Regions from separate parts of the Mus musculus genome. Here region 2 is linked to region 1. The links are chromatin loops, found by intact Hi-C in ENCODE. Cell type or tissue: left cerebral cortex. All regions are shown on one strand. Links, peaks and the distances in the headings refer to the core of each region. The heading gives the core; the rest is flanking DNA.

The links. Peaks named below come from ENCODE experiments on the same cell type or tissue, not always from the same donor. Only the 100,000 strongest peaks of a DNase experiment are listed, where the experiment ranks them.
Region 2: it touches region 1 in a loop (1.9-fold over the local background); 1 of 42 quality-filtered maps calls a loop at or near these places.

Annotation. Positions count from the first base shown.
Region 1 is chr14:103,200,163-103,207,991 of GRCm38, forward strand. Mycbp2 (MYC binding protein 2, E3 ubiquitin protein ligase) reads right to left here. Exons shown (of 85, transcript NM_207215.2): 38 at 6,474-6,616; 39 at 5,015-5,115; 40 at 4,160-4,378; 41 at 1,050-1,275; 42 at 1-30. Among named protein-coding and RNA genes, the nearest start is that of Fbxl3, 100 kb to the left of the region's middle. In left cerebral cortex, for the core only: no CTCF peak of the experiment used is centred there; no DNase peak of the experiment used is centred there.
Region 2 is chr14:103,275,777-103,283,605 of GRCm38, forward strand. Mycbp2 (MYC binding protein 2, E3 ubiquitin protein ligase) reads right to left here. Exons shown (of 85, transcript NM_207215.2): 15 at 6,822-7,026; 16 at 597-742; 17 at 13-114. Among named protein-coding and RNA genes, the nearest start is that of Mycbp2, 67 kb to the right of the region's middle. In left cerebral cortex, for the core only: no CTCF peak of the experiment used is centred there; a DNase peak (open chromatin) is centred at 4,557.

The DNA.
Region 1 (7,829 bases), core at 3,515-6,014:
CAGTTTCCAGTGAGAAAAGGGCTTCATTTCCTTTAAAAACAAAACAAAACAAAAATGTGTGTCTGTGAGCAAGTACCTGTCTCTGCTATTGAGGTCAAAGTCTAAATATTTCATTATTTTATTATATAAATAATTTGTCAAAACGGTTATTAAAATAGAAAGAAGGTGTTTTGAGGAAGAGCCCTTCATTTGCTTAAGCAAGCTGTTAGAAGCAATCCTATCAACAACAGAACCAACTCTAACGAATTGCTGCTAATTCTCATTATAATCAACTCTGTTCCCTTAATCCTACTTTACCTAAGTTTGGGCAATTTTAAAAATCATCTATCAATTATTGAGTACCTAAGTTAGTCTTCCCTTCTTTGAATTAAGTAATCTTCCACCCTGGTATCTGGATTTCTAGGATCCCTTAACAAATCAACCAATCCAACAAAAGTAGGTTAGAGTCAAAGGGAAAACTCTAAATTCATCAAGGCTAGATGATGTGAAAGATGACAAAGCTTCCCTCTATAGTTTTAAGTGTTTGAAACAGCAGTTACTGTTAACTGATTACAATTAGGATACTTCAGACAAGAGTTTAAAATTTACAGCTTTAAAGGAAAATATGAATATCAGAAATAAGTATTCATGTACATCCACCTTCACCACCACCCTTACCCACATGTTAAAATGAGGAGCTTGAATCCTATTTCTAAAAAACATGGCATCTACCGAGAAAATAGAAAATCAAGTCCACTTGCACACTTTTTAGGTAGTTTGGTCCCAACTATACAGAAGAGGCGTTATTAACCCTGATAGTCCCACCCTACCCCACCCCCACACAAAATCTTCACAACAGTCTCTCTTCACAAACTTAGATGGGACCATGCCCCTTTCCCAGCACATCTTATTTATCCTTAACTGTAACCAAGACCCATATGTTTTAAAATAGTTTTCTCTGAAGTTAAACACTTTCCATAATGAATTTTTTTACACACACACACACACACACACACACACACACACACACGTTTCCATTTCATCCCATAAATAGAGAAGTGAAAATTCACCTGGCAACACTAAAACCATAGTAGGCCATCCAGAGGATCCTGAATATTTCTTTAATTCTACCCATGAATTAAGGTTTTCATGAACAGATGTCAGTTTTGCTCCATATCCAGAGTTCTGAATGGTTCTGACAGGAATAAGCAAACGGATGACGTCTTCTGACTGTGCAGTACCACACTGAGGGTCAAATTCGATTGTCATCCACCTAACACATTCTGGGAATGTCACCTGTCGGTAGACAAGAGGATATCTGTTTATGTGTATGTATAGTTTTATTAAATGAAACAGAATAATGTTATACTACAAAAAATGAAGGACTAAAGGAGAAACAAACTGAAGGAAACAACAGATTGTCTTATTTAGTTTATCATTTGTCTTATCATCCATTTAATAATTAGAAAACAAAATTGTCTTAGTCAGGGTTTCTATTCCTACACAAAGCATCAAAACCAAGAAGCAAGTTGGGGAGGAAAGGGTTAATTCAGCTTAGACTCCCAAACTGTTGTTCATCACCAAGGAAGTCGGACTGGAACTCAAGCAGGTCAGGAAGCAGGAGCTGATGCAGAAGCCATGGAGGGATGTTCTTTACTGGCTTGCCTCCCCTGGCTTGCTCAGCCTGTTTTCTTATAGAACCAAGACTATCAGCCCAGAGATGGCACCACCCACAAGGGGCCTTTTCCTCCTTGATCACTAATTGAGAAAATGCGTTACAGTTGGATCTCATGGAGGCATTTCCTCAACTGAAGCTCCTTTCTCTGTGATAACTCCAGCTGTGTCAACTTGACACACAAAACCAGCCAGTACAAAAATCCAATTTAAAAATCAATTCATTAAATGATTCACACACACACTCACACACACACACACACATACAATTTAGTACAAAAATACAAAGAGACAGATATATAACTCACTGTAAAAGACACTATTATCCCAATGTACCTTAAAGCATTCAATGTGTTTGTGGGACAAGAACTAGAAGGTCCTCCGCCATCATCACAAAGCGGAAGCAGCAGACACAAGCTTCATATGTGCACATTCGTGGGAAAACGAAAATTAGAGGAGAGACTCTGAAGACTCAGCAAGGTCGGGTGAAAAGCAGGGACACTGGGCCAGTTTCCCCAACAATCAAAAGTTGGGGAAACCAAAAGACAAAGGTGCAGAGAGAAGAGTATGCTTACAGGGATTTAACATAAAAAAGGACTGAAGAAATAATGCCCAGAGGATTCATCTTATGTTAAATCAAATTCAAACAAACTTATCACATATGTATATTTGATAATATTAAGGAGTTACTCAGCTGTAAAACTACAGTTATTTTAAATGGTTCTTATAGTAAAGACATGCAAAAGAAAATATTGTTTTACAATAATATAAACCGGAAGGAATAAGTAGAAAACAAATGAAATAGGTTTATTAAGAGCTTAAGACTTTAATCAGGAGACCAGTAAGCTACTGTCTTGTCTACTCTTATGTATCTATTTCTATAACAGATTGAATATTTTACAGGTGTAAAAACATAATTAAATTGAAAAAATGTGGTTCATTTTCATCTACTTACTAAAAGGACTTGAATATGATAACCTTAATTTTTAAAATATTTTACTTTATTTTTCACAATATTCTGAGTAGGCTCCTTTAAGTTTCCAGAGTTCTGATTGTAGTAAAGTAATGCCAGTTTGAAAAGTATGACTTATAGGTAGGGAGAGAGATGAGTCTGAAAAGAGCTTGAAGCCTACACTGTAGTCTCTAGGACCAGTGCAAAAATAGATAAATAAAAGCTGGGCATGGTGGTACAAGCTTTAATCCCTGGCTTGGGGAGGTGAGACAACATGGTCTCCAGATCTTCATGGCCAGCCAAGCTAGTCTACTTACCAAGTTCTAGGTCAGTGAGAGACCCTGTTTCAAAATAATGAGGATACTGCTTAAGGAATAACACAAGGTTGTCCTTCTGCCCTCTGTCTGTGAACAAACATGCCCACAGGACCATATATAAAAATACTATTTACAATTTTTAAGAGTTATAATCACTATAATTATACAGCACAGAGTTTAGCATTATATACTGCAATACTGTTAGAAAGATATTTTCAAACAACTCTCAAAAAACAAAACAAAACAAAACAAAAAAAACAAAAAACCTACCAGTGTATAAAATCTTTAAGGTAGAAGGTCTGTCTTCCTAGATAGCCCAGAGACATAGGATAAAACCAAATACTACTGGGTTAAAAAAAAAAAAAAGTAACAATAAAATGATGGCTAATAACATTCTACTATACTCTCTTAGATCAGTGACATATTCAGCCATCATCAGAAAAGTGTCCTCTTGCTTCAGATGAGAACAGAGACTACAGCCCAGACATGAGAGGGAGGGTGAGACACACACACACACACACACACACACAGAGAGAGAGAGAGAGAGAGAGAGAGAGAGAGAGAGAGAGAGAGATCTTGGAATATACAGCTCTAATTGGGATGTTTCCAACAAATCCCTCCCATCAGGGTTAAGGACCCACATAGAAGAGGAGGCCATAAATGCCAGAAGGGATGGAGGACCCCCGGAGAGCAAAGCCATCTGACTCAACTCAGCTGGGCATGGCTCCTAGGAACCCACAGAGGCTGAAGCAGCAGTACGGAGCCAAAACAGGTCCTCTACATACATACTGTTGCGTTCAGTTTAGTTTGGTAGAGTGTGTAAACGAGTGGGTCTCTGATTCTTGTGCCTTCTCGTGGGGCTCTGCTCCTTCTGTTGGGTTGCCTCGTGATGGTTTTGTTTTATCTAATTATATTTTATTTTGACATGTTTGGTTGTTGTCTTTTAGAAGCCTGCTCTTTTCTAATGAGAGGCAGAAAGGGAGTGGACGGGGGTAGGTTAGGTGGGGAAGAACTAAGAGAAGAGGGAGGGGAAACTATTCAGGATATATCGTATTAGGAAAGACTATGTCTTCAGGTCTTCTTTAATCCAACAGTACCATACTGTCTCGATTGATGCCTTATATTTAACTACTACAAGAAGTAACATTTCTGAACATTCACAAAATCCACTTTCTGATATCATTAGAAAGCCTCAGATCCAGCTTTGACTTTGAGTCTTGCTAAGAACGGTGCCCACCTTGTAGTGCATCACACAGGCAGGCTTGTATGGGTGCTCACTCTCAATGACAGCATAGTGATTGGAAGTGGTACAAGCTGAGAGGCCTTGCTCGGGCTGGTTGCCTGTCGTACTATCAGTTGACTGATTGGGATTGAACGCAGGGGGTGCATACTTCTGATTCAAAATGGCAACTGAGGGAAGCAATTGCTGGACAAGGCCAAAAACTTCTACAGCAACCTAGTAGATATAAAAAATAAAGATGATTAAGTAAGTGTGAAATTCACTTTACTTAGGAACTACCCTAATTGTTGGTAACTCTTATAAGTACCAGTTTTCATATAGTTTCTATAAAGTACTTTTTTTTTAAATGTGTTTTTAGTGGGTAAAGAAATTTATTCTAAATATTATACCAAAAAAATCTATATTTTAAAACCCTTGCTTTTCTGTGATCTAGAAATAAATAGCTCTACTTTATTAAATTATGCCAAAGACTGTACAGTTTATGATGTTCTTCATGTCTTATCTCACTACTGTAAAATAATCTTTTTATTGATAATTTTATTAAAACTGGAGAGTTGGCATCAAGTTCAGAATTTTTTTTAAAAAAACCCATCTGATTACTTAATCTTTCTTTATGTCATATTTATAAAATAGATTTCCTATTCCTAAATTCTTCAAGTGTGAAGCAAATATGTACACTAAATCAATTAGCAATTCTGGGAACAATGAGACTTAGCTAACGACTTCTAGCACTTAGGATGCTTTCTCTGTTACCTATTACCCTAGTGCCTCAGTGATTAAAGGGAAGATGTAAGACCTGTGAAATGTTACCAGTGGTAAGAGATTCAAAGTTATAGAATTTTGATTACACACCTTGGGAATAGCAGCGGCTACTGGTCCTATGTAGGCTATAATAAGGGGAAGCAGCATGGAAAACAGACTGGAAGAGCTAAGCAGTTCTGGAATGTCATCAGCTAAAAAAAGCATTGAGACTGTAGTTAGAAGGTAGTTTGTTATACTGTATGCATGCTCTCCTAACCTCTACCCTGTTATCCTCAGAAAGCTGTGCTTGACATCAACTACACATTTATGAAGGACAGGCTCAATTTATTCTAAGGGATTTATTGTTATCTCAATCCTTACAATAGATACTTTCCACTTTTTAAAAGGAAAAGTCAAGTTACAAAGTGTTTGTATATCTTATAGTAAATTCATAACATGGTCTACATATATACCTGTAAAATGCTAGAGAAAGGAGTAGAAGCTAGGGCAATGGTTTTAAACACGGCTACATGAGTGACACGAAGCAAATTATTTAGAATATCAACAATATTTCTTCACTGAATGCTATTAGGATTAAATTAATCAACATATAATATAAAACGGTTAGAATAATATCTGTACATATAAACATTCCAAAAAGCATTTGTTGTTACAAAGCTATTGTGACTTCTTTTTTCCCATTAAAGCACTTTGCTGACAGCCATTTTAGTTATTTACCCATGATCATGATGCTTAAAAGATTGGCTGAGCCTATATATTTATACTGTAGGGCAATTATTCTTTCAAATATGGAGTTCTAAACCTATTGCATATGAACGAATGACATATATTAACAAAATACTTTTTCAGCCTAGCCTAAACCTTTGGGATGGAATAACATTTTAGATGAAAGGATAACCCTGAATATTTTATACTAGTGATTCTCCTTAGTGTAGAGAAGATGCCTAGAGACACAGGTGGATAACAGGAGAAAGGTAGCAATGCAATTACTTGGACATTTCCATTCAAGAAAATGCACGTGAGGCTGCACTAAGGCAGCTTAACCAGGCACTGGTAGAGCAGAGAAAGAAGAACATACTGACTGGACTTTGCAGAGAAGAAACAGTTCTAGAACTTGACTTAGACAAGTAGACCTGAGGAGACGGGCAGGTTATGCATCTGGTTATTCACCAGCCATTTGGATGAATAGTTAATAGATACAGGAAGCACAGTAAGAAAAAAATTTTCACAATAGCAAAAAAGTTTCACTAACAAGAAAATAAGCAAAAATGAATTTAATCAGATGAGATGTTTCTCTTATTGACCAAACTAAAAAATTTAAAGTATTCTGTAATTTTTTTTTTTTTTTTTTGGTTCACTTTAAAAAAATCTTCCTCAGAGTATGAAGGAAGTGAATGATCCAAAATCAATACTGGATAAATGGATGGATAAATAAATAAGGAACTAAATACTCAGGGATTCTAAAAGGTATCTCCCCTTCATTAACTATTCACAAAAGAACTACAGGCTCTAAAATCTAACTCTAAAGAAAGGAAAAGGATCGTCTTACCATCCACAGCAAGAGCTCTGTGCAACAGGTCCTTCGCAGCTCGAACAACAGTGCTTACCACAGAGAGTGCTCTGCTACAGTTTTTATCTTCTTCATTAGCTTTACTTAGAAGTTGGGATTGTAAATCTCCATCAAATTCACTCCTGGGGCATGAATAAAATGAAAACAGTTTTCACTGAGAAATTCAGGCATCATATTCCGATCAGAAATCCTCAATAAACTTAAAGTGAAAAACAATTACAGTTAAGACAGTATATGTGGCATCAAATCTGAAGATGTAAGGGATGCAAAGCAATCTTCAGATCAGATGCCACTATGCAGTCATACATACTGGAATACAACATGAAGGTGATATATCATAGCACCTGCCAGAGTTTTTAATGAATGTATGGAAAGGTGCATGAAATAATAAAAAGACAGCATATGTGTAATTATGTTAGTTTTGGATAAAGGCTTTGAACAAAAACCAAAGCAGACTATAAAGTAAAGGGTGCTATTTTCTGTTAGATTAAGTTGTTCTTTGTTGAACTAATACTTAAGAAATACCCGAGTTGTGTTTAAAAACAAACTACAAACTCATGGAAAATGTGAGAGAATATTATCTGGACAGTGGGAGCCAGGTGCAGAGTTCATGGGACAGGATTAGACAGTAAACAGGGTCTGATCATATGGACTTTCAAGGCCAGAGTAGCAAACTCCTATTTAATCGCAAAGCATCAAGAGAGAACTGAGGAGGGAGGGGTATGCCCTCATTCCTGTCGGAGAACGCTGACTGTTCTGTGGAGAACGGAATGTAAAGGGCAGCAGAGAAAGAAGAGACCCTGCGATAGAGATGATGATCATTTTAAATTAGAGAGACTGGGAATCAGCAGTTCAATTATAGGAATGATAGGAGAAGTCACAAGTAGAACACTTTACAAATACGTATGTCAGAAATTACCAAATTAGATGCAAGAGAAAGAGACATCTAGAACAAGGTGTTACTACAGCTGGGTGCCTACTAAGGGACACATTAAACCTACAACGTCTGTCGGCCAACCACAGAAAGCATCCTTTTTTTATTTCTTATTTATTTATTTTTTTAGGTGAGAACTATAAGGACTTACTAGAATGTTAGAAAAATAAAAATGTGACTATGGAAACTCCATGCCCATATCTTACAATTTCTTAAATTTAGAAACAATTACTATAACTGATTCTCAAATGACAGCTATATCACTAAGACACCCATTATTATCCTTACGGAGGATGTACGGTACGGTGATTTAAGGGTATTTTGTAACCTGGAGTCCAACATCCAGACTATAAACCCCCTTATCATAAGTCACTACAAATGAGATTTGGGAACAATGTTTA
Region 2 (7,829 bases), core at 3,074-5,573, 75 kb after region 1:
TAGTTATCTTACCTCTTCCATCTTCTAATCTGTGTCTTCTAATGACACGTTGCCGTTTTTCTTCTTGTCTTAACTGAAGATGTTCCTCAATATTAACCCCCGGTACAGGGACAGCTGAATAATTGGCCAAAATAATGAAAATAACATATATCATATAATTTGAGTATATAATAGCTGTACCTATACAAATATGAATAAGTAAAAGCTAGCAGAAAACCACCTTAAACTTAAAATTTTATTGCAAGAATTCTTATATAAGCTGGGCAGTGGTGGTGCATTCCTTTAGTCCCAGCACTCAGGAGGCAAAGACAGGCAGGTTTCTGACTTCAAGGCTGGTCTACAGAGGGAGTTACACAACAACCAAGTCTACACACATAAAACCCTGTTTCCAAAAAAAAAAAAAAAAAAAACAACCCCCAAAAGAAATTCCTACCATAAAAGGTTCATGAAAAAAGTATCACCCATGATCATATCAGTTACCAAAACAACAATGTTCATGTTAACCTTAACTTTAAAACAATATTTAATAGAAAGACTTTCAACTACTAGAATTATTGAGGTGAGGGTAAGATATTAAACATAATAAAATAAATTACCTAAAAGGAGGTCTAAAGGTATCATTTCTTTCACTGCATCAAGAATCCCTCTTTGTCTTGCTTCTTGACCGTCCAACTCTCTTGCACATGCCTTGCAACATCCACACACGGCACAGCCAGATTCCCCTGAACCACAACCACAGATCCTACGTAGAAGCAAACAAACAAACAACAAAACACAGGCTTAACGGAAATCCTCTAATTTTTTAATATTCTTTTTTGTAACCACTTTTCCAATCTCTTGTATTGATTTCAAAGAAAAGTAGGAATTTTAGAAAAACAATGAAAAGAATGTGTTATGAGTCTAATGATTCTAGTATATTTCTACACAAAATCAAAATAGATGCTACAACTAATTATAAATGGCCATTGTCCTATGAGTTTTCTCATGAGTGCAGGAGTGTTAGGACTAAGGACCAGCATGGGCGGTGGCTGGCACTTGCACCAACTCTGTCTCCAGGAGAGGGTGTGTAGGCCGCCTGCAGTGATAGGCCGCAGCCTTATCAGCAAAGGGTCAGCTCTGTCTCTCTCCTCAGTCTTGATACATTACCATGTCCCATGCTTCTCTTCTCTCTGCATGTAACTACCTAATCCTTGCTTCTGCTTTGTCACTATCAGACAAACTGAAAAGCATATAACATGTCTTTATCACTAAGTAAAGAAAAAATACTCCCTGAAGTCGGCTACCAGGTTAGTGAAAAACTAACTTCTTTGTAACACTCTTCATAGATATAGAAGTCATAGCTTTAATTACTCACTAATTGGTCCTTTGAAACTTTTGATAGCCCTGTCACATTCATGGTAATATAGAGTTTTGTAAAGGGACAAGAGACAAATGCTTCTAGCAGCAGCTCAAATGGTGTGGCTGCTAAGTATCCTGCAAACTGTGAGCTTTGAAAAATAAGGATCACTGACAATGTGGAAGATCATGTCTTATGTTGATATTTGATGCAAAGACATAGAATAAATAAAAACACAACCCTCAAAAGACTAAAAGCCTTCACAAAAATTGAGGCAAAAAAAAAAAAAAAAACCCAACAACTAAATACTACCAAATGAAATAAAACACGACACAAGATAACCACCCAAGGTGGAGCGCCCCCTGGAATGTAGCACTAGAAAATGTATAAATCATATACCACGCTAAGACGATAAAGGAGGAAAATGCAGAATTTTCTCAATCTATATAAATTAACTTTTAACAAATTTAACATACTTCATTATTTAAGGAATTCAAGAAACTAAGAACAGAAAAAAAAATCCTTAAACACATTCAGAGCCACAAATGAAAACATACAATGAACATTACATTCAATGAAAGATGAAAAGCACGTCTTCTAAGACTAGATAAAAAATTAGACTCGCATTTGATTAACATAATACAGCATAGGTTACCAGAGCAATCAGGAGGGAAGAAAAAACAAAAGATATCCAAATCTGAAAGAAGTATTGTTATCTCCCTCTACATATAATTTCATCATTAGAAATCTCTAAAAATCTTATACAGACACTGAAACGCTAAAAGAACTGGTAGAACTAATAAAGAAACTCAGAGAACTGGCAGGAGAGAAAGGCAACATGACTGACAGGTGGCATTTCTTAACATTAAAGAAAACTCCAACAAAAATTACACTGACAAAACCATCAGAAAGAATAAAAAAAAATCAGCAATTAATTTAACCAAGAAGGTGAAAGACTTGAATAATGAAAACCACAAACACTGGTGAAAAAAAGTTAAGACAAATAAATAGGACCACATCCCAAGTTCAAAGATAAAGACTTAATATTGTTAAGATGTGAGAATCACCCTATGAAGCCTACAGATTCAATGCATTCCCATTAAAATAAAATCTTAATGATATTTCTCACATGAGTAGGAAACATATCATAAAATTAAGAGTTCCTTAAAAAGCCAAATAATTTTGATAAAGAAATACTATTCTTTGTGATTTCTAAACATATTAAGGCCACAAGTCTGAAATGTGAATGATGCTGGCCAAAAGAGAAGCTTAGAGGCCAAAGAAGCAGAAAGGAAGCCCAGAAACAAATGTTCACACTAATATCCAAATGACTTTTTGACAAGGGTGTCAAGACCACTAACTATAAAAAAGACAGTCTTGGTCAAGAAACTATGTTAGAAGAATACCCAAGATGCAGTTTGCAAAACACATGAAACTCAAGAAGAAGGAAGAACAAAGTGTAAATATTTCGATCCTTCTTAGAAGGGGGAACAAAACTCCCATGGAAGGAGTTACAGAGACAAAGTTCAGAGCAGAGACTTAAGGCATGACCATCCAGAAACTACCCCACCTGGGGATCCATCCCATAGACAACCACCAAACCCAGGCACTATGGCAGAGTCCAACAAGAGTTTGCTGACAGGAGCCTGATATAGGTGTCTCCTGAGAGGCTCTGCCAGTGCCTGACTAATTTAGAAGTGGATGCTCACAGCCATCCATTAGACAAAGCACAGGGTCCCCAATGAAGGAACTAGAGAAAGTACCCAAGGAGCTGAAGGGGTTTGCAGCCTCCTAGGAGAAACAACAATATGAACTAACCAGCACCTACAGAGCTCCCTGGGACTAAATTTCCAATCAAAGAAAACACATGGTGGGACTCATGGCTCTAGCTGCATATGTAGCAGAGGATGGCCTAATCGGTCATCAATGGGAGGAGAGGCCCTTGGTCCTGTGAAGGTTCTATGCCCCAGTATAGGGGAATGCCTAGGCCAGGAAGCAGGAGTGGGTAGGTTGGGGAGCAGGGGAGGGGGGAGAGGACAGGGGATTTTCAGAGGGGAAACTAGGAAAGGGAATAACATTTGAAATGTAAATAAAGAAAATTATCTAGTAAGAAAAAATAGAAAGAAATTAGGAAAGAAAAAAAAAGGAAACTATGTTAGAAGACTGGATATCCACATGCATTATAATAACATTAGGCCTCCATCTAATAACATTTACAATATACAAAAATCAACTCAAATGGAAGATCTAAAACTATAAAGAAATTTTTCTAGGGGTCCTAGGTAAAGGCCCCAGCTATGAAGCCTGTTGACTTGAGTTCAATCCCTGTACCCTGTGAGAAAGAGGTGACTCCTCCCATTCATGCTCTGACAGCCATGTGTGCGTCAAGGCATGTGCACACCTACAGCATTCACAATAAATGTGCTAAATTTTTACTAGAAGAAAACAATTCATGATGTGTTATGTATGACAAACTTTCTTGAATTGAGTAATACTTTTAAATATGTCACCAAAAGCACAGGCAACAACACAAAACTAAACAAGTTGGGCTTGACGAAAGTTAAAAATCTTTTTATATCAAAAAACTGCCAACACAATTAAAAGGTAGCTCATAGACATCATTTATTTCGAATCACGTACTCACACACCGACCAACTATAAGTCAACCAAAAAGAATAAAGAACCCAATTCTCCTGGCTCTCCTGGCTTCACCAGGTTCTGCTGGTGTAAGACTTGAAGGGGTAGTTCTCCTAAGAGCTACAACTGCCTACAAAACAAAGAAGAGGTGCTTAACATCATTATTAAGGAAACTCAAATCAAAACTACACTGGAGCCATTTCACATCTCTCGGGATGCATAAAATCCAAACAAAGAAGACAAAACTAGGAAGAACATGGAGAAACTGCAAAATGTATGCACTACTAATGGAAATATAAGATGGCAGTTGTTGTAGAAAACACAATGAACATTTCTTGAAGGATTAAAACATGAATTAATATGGTTCAGCAATTCCATTGCAGTAGGCATAGCCAAAAGAACTCGATGCACTCTCTAAGAACTACCTACCCGCCTACCTAAGTGCACAGTAGCAATATGCACATGCGCTTAGATGTGTCCATCAAAAGGCAAAAGGATAAGAAACACATTCACTCAATTTGTCCTGAAGGAAGGAAATTCTGACATGTATGGCAACATGGATGAACTCTGAGGACGTTCGAGTAAGTAACATGAGCAAGTGAAAGGAAGCCCTAGTACCATGTGCTCCACTTGCGTGACATCTTTCCAGTAGTCAAAGACAGGCAGACAGAAAGCATGAGGGTAGAGAGAGGAGGAGAGTGGGAAGTGGGAATGGCTGTTAAAGGAATATAGTTAGTTTTATAAGACAAAAAGCTGTGTGTGTGTGTGTGTGTGTTTTTACAGCATAACAGTGTGAAATACTAAAAAACATTGAATTGTATACTTACAAATGATCACAATAGTCAGTTTTATGTTACAATGCCTTGAACCACCAAAGAAACTGTAGAAAATGCCTAATTTTTAAGTGTATTATAAGGTATGTAGTAAGAATTTTATGATGACTTAAATCATCTCTAAAAGTTCACAGTACTCTGGCATTTAATATTATCTTAAATTTATTCGAATATTTATTTTGGTCATTAACAAAAAATATTTTAATTGGCTAAGTGTTAGCAATGAAAATTGTATAAATATCTGTGGAAGAGCATTTAAGAAAAATAATTTTAGTAGGACACAGAGAATTCAAAAGTATGTCTGCATTTCTGGATTCTTTATTCTGGATCAAGCTTGAAGTTTGGGGGGCTGATTTTTAATGAAAACAGACTAGGAAAGGTTTGAGAGATTAAATTCTAACACTGTTTACAAAGAAAAGTTGGATCCTTTTACATAAAAATACTCAAAATAAAAATTAATTAAAGATAAATAAGTTAGGTCACTAAAGTAGAAAATGGTATCCAACAAAGCACCACAGAATAAAAATTACCTATTCGTAGAGTACATTTTTTACTTATGCTAATAAAATAAGCCATGCCAAGAACAAGAAAAAGCCTGTGGCTGCAGTAAGTGGTAAGCCTGAATCAGGGGTTATCACTTGAGCCTTGAAGTATGAGGCCAGATTGACCTTATCTCAAGCAACACAATTTAACAAAACAAGCCTGAAATAATATTTCAATAGCCTTGAAGGAAAATGGCTATTGTATACAATCTACTTATGACAAAAAAAGCATAAGTCCAGAAATACAATCACAGGAGATGCTGCCAGGAATTGGGAAGCATTACTTGATAGCTAAGCATTTGCTAAATAGTAAAATCAGAGACTGAAGGTAGTTTTCCTCAAACTAGGCTTTTCTTCACAAAATTTCACTCCCACCCTAAATCAGCCAATTATCAGAAACCTAGTCTTAAAAAAGACAACCCTTTATGTGTTATATTACCTATAAAATGTAAACGTGAAATTCTTCTAAAGTTCTAGGAGAAAATTCTATTATTTGATGCACCTCACATACTAACTTAGAATTGACAATAATTTAGAACCTTGGAGAGGAAAGGTTCATTTCAGCTCACAGTTCCACATCACAGAGGGAGGCCATCACAGAGGGAGGCCAGGGCAGGAACCTGGAGGCAGGAACTGACATACAGCCCATGGAGGAGTGCTACATCTTGCTCTTCATGGTTTGCTCAGCCTGCCCAGGTGTGGCACCATACGCAATAAACAAGATTCTTCCACTCTGAATCATTAATCAACACAATACTCCACAGACTTGTCTACAGGACAATCATATGGAAGTGCTTCCTCAATTAAGAAGTCCTCTTCCCCAGATATGTATAGGTTTATATCAAATTAACAAAAAAAAAAAAAACAAAAAAAAACAAAAAACAAAAAACAAAAACAAAAACAAAAAACTAACCAAGACAAACCCTTAAATCAAGAATCTATAAGAAGATGGACAGATGGGTGGATGGATGGATAGATAGATAGGCAGGCTAGATAGATAGACAGATAGGTAAGCAGGATATCATGTTAGAGAGAAAAAGAATGTATTTTTACTCAAGAATCATATAAATTTGATAACTGTACTAAGAAAAGATCAATAAACATTTCGCATTAAACAAGCTTAGGAAAAAAACAAGGCCCTAGATTTGAAGAAAAGTATAACTTAATTTTTAAGTAATGGCTTCGATGAATCAAATGAAAGGAGGCCAAACATAAAGGTGACTAAATTAGAACACAATATAGTAGAAAATAACTAAGAATTCAAGTTTAGGCTTGAATGTGTAGCTCAGTGGTAGAGTACTGAACTGGTATTAGTCTGAAGCTCTAGGTCTGAAACCCACACACCACTACCCCAATACACGGGCACATATAAAACGTAGGTGGACACACTGTGAGATAGCCTGAGACACAAAAAAACAAAAACAGAGGGGAGGGAGAGCGTGCTTATTTTCTTCCTAGGAAGTCTAGTCCTACCCTCCAGGAACTCTGTCAGGACGGCCACTGCTAACACAGCTGGCGCCGTAGCCAGTGCAGTCTCCACACACGGTGCACACCATGCACTGCTCCAGCTTCCACTTGTGCATGCCTGGAGGGCACATCATGGACTTCTCGTCTTTCTCATCCAGTTCTTCCTCCAGGTCTTCATCCATTGCTGTTGCCATATTTTCAACTCCAAACCCTGTATGACAATTAAATTTATAATTGTATGTGAATTATTTCCATATCTGAAAACATATCTCCCAACTTAAAAACATACGTGAAACCCTGCTGTAATCACAGTGGTTATGTATTTACTCAATCTATTATTCCTCATCCAACTTACTCATTTATCTCTTATCTGTAGCATACCACCTAAAGAAAAGCCACTCAAGGTAACTATGTCTAATCAAGAACTTCGTTCAGGGATGCAGGATGCTAAGCTGTTAAAGGCTAAGCTAACAATCGAGAAATAGAGCACAGCACATGAGGTCTTCGTTTAGCTTTGTCATCAGTGAACAATATAAAAAATGAGACAAGCAAATACCAGATAATTTTGGTTAGAGCTAGAATATGCAATTCTGGTAGAATTCTGGTATCAAGCACAATCTTTACTAGATTTATACATAGTAGTATTTAAGAGTCAACAGCATAACTATTGTCTTTGAATTAATCTGTATATTCAATAAAATACAAAAGGACTCTTATTCATATTTCATAATTTAAAATAAAAGATCCAAGCTAGCTACCTGAAACATAAACAATTGTTTTAAAAATGCTAACTATCTTTTTAAAAACTAATATAGTTATATACACAAATGGGACCAACACTCTACCTATCAAAACTGGTTCTTGTAACCTATTTGAATCCATGGTCAAGCAGACCTCAGAAGAGATGCTCTTGGTTTGGTTAATAAATTGAAAGTTTAAACCTCGAATGATTGAAGTTTATCATAGTCCAATGCTTAGTTCTGACTGTATGAACATATCTTCTCCCACTGCTTT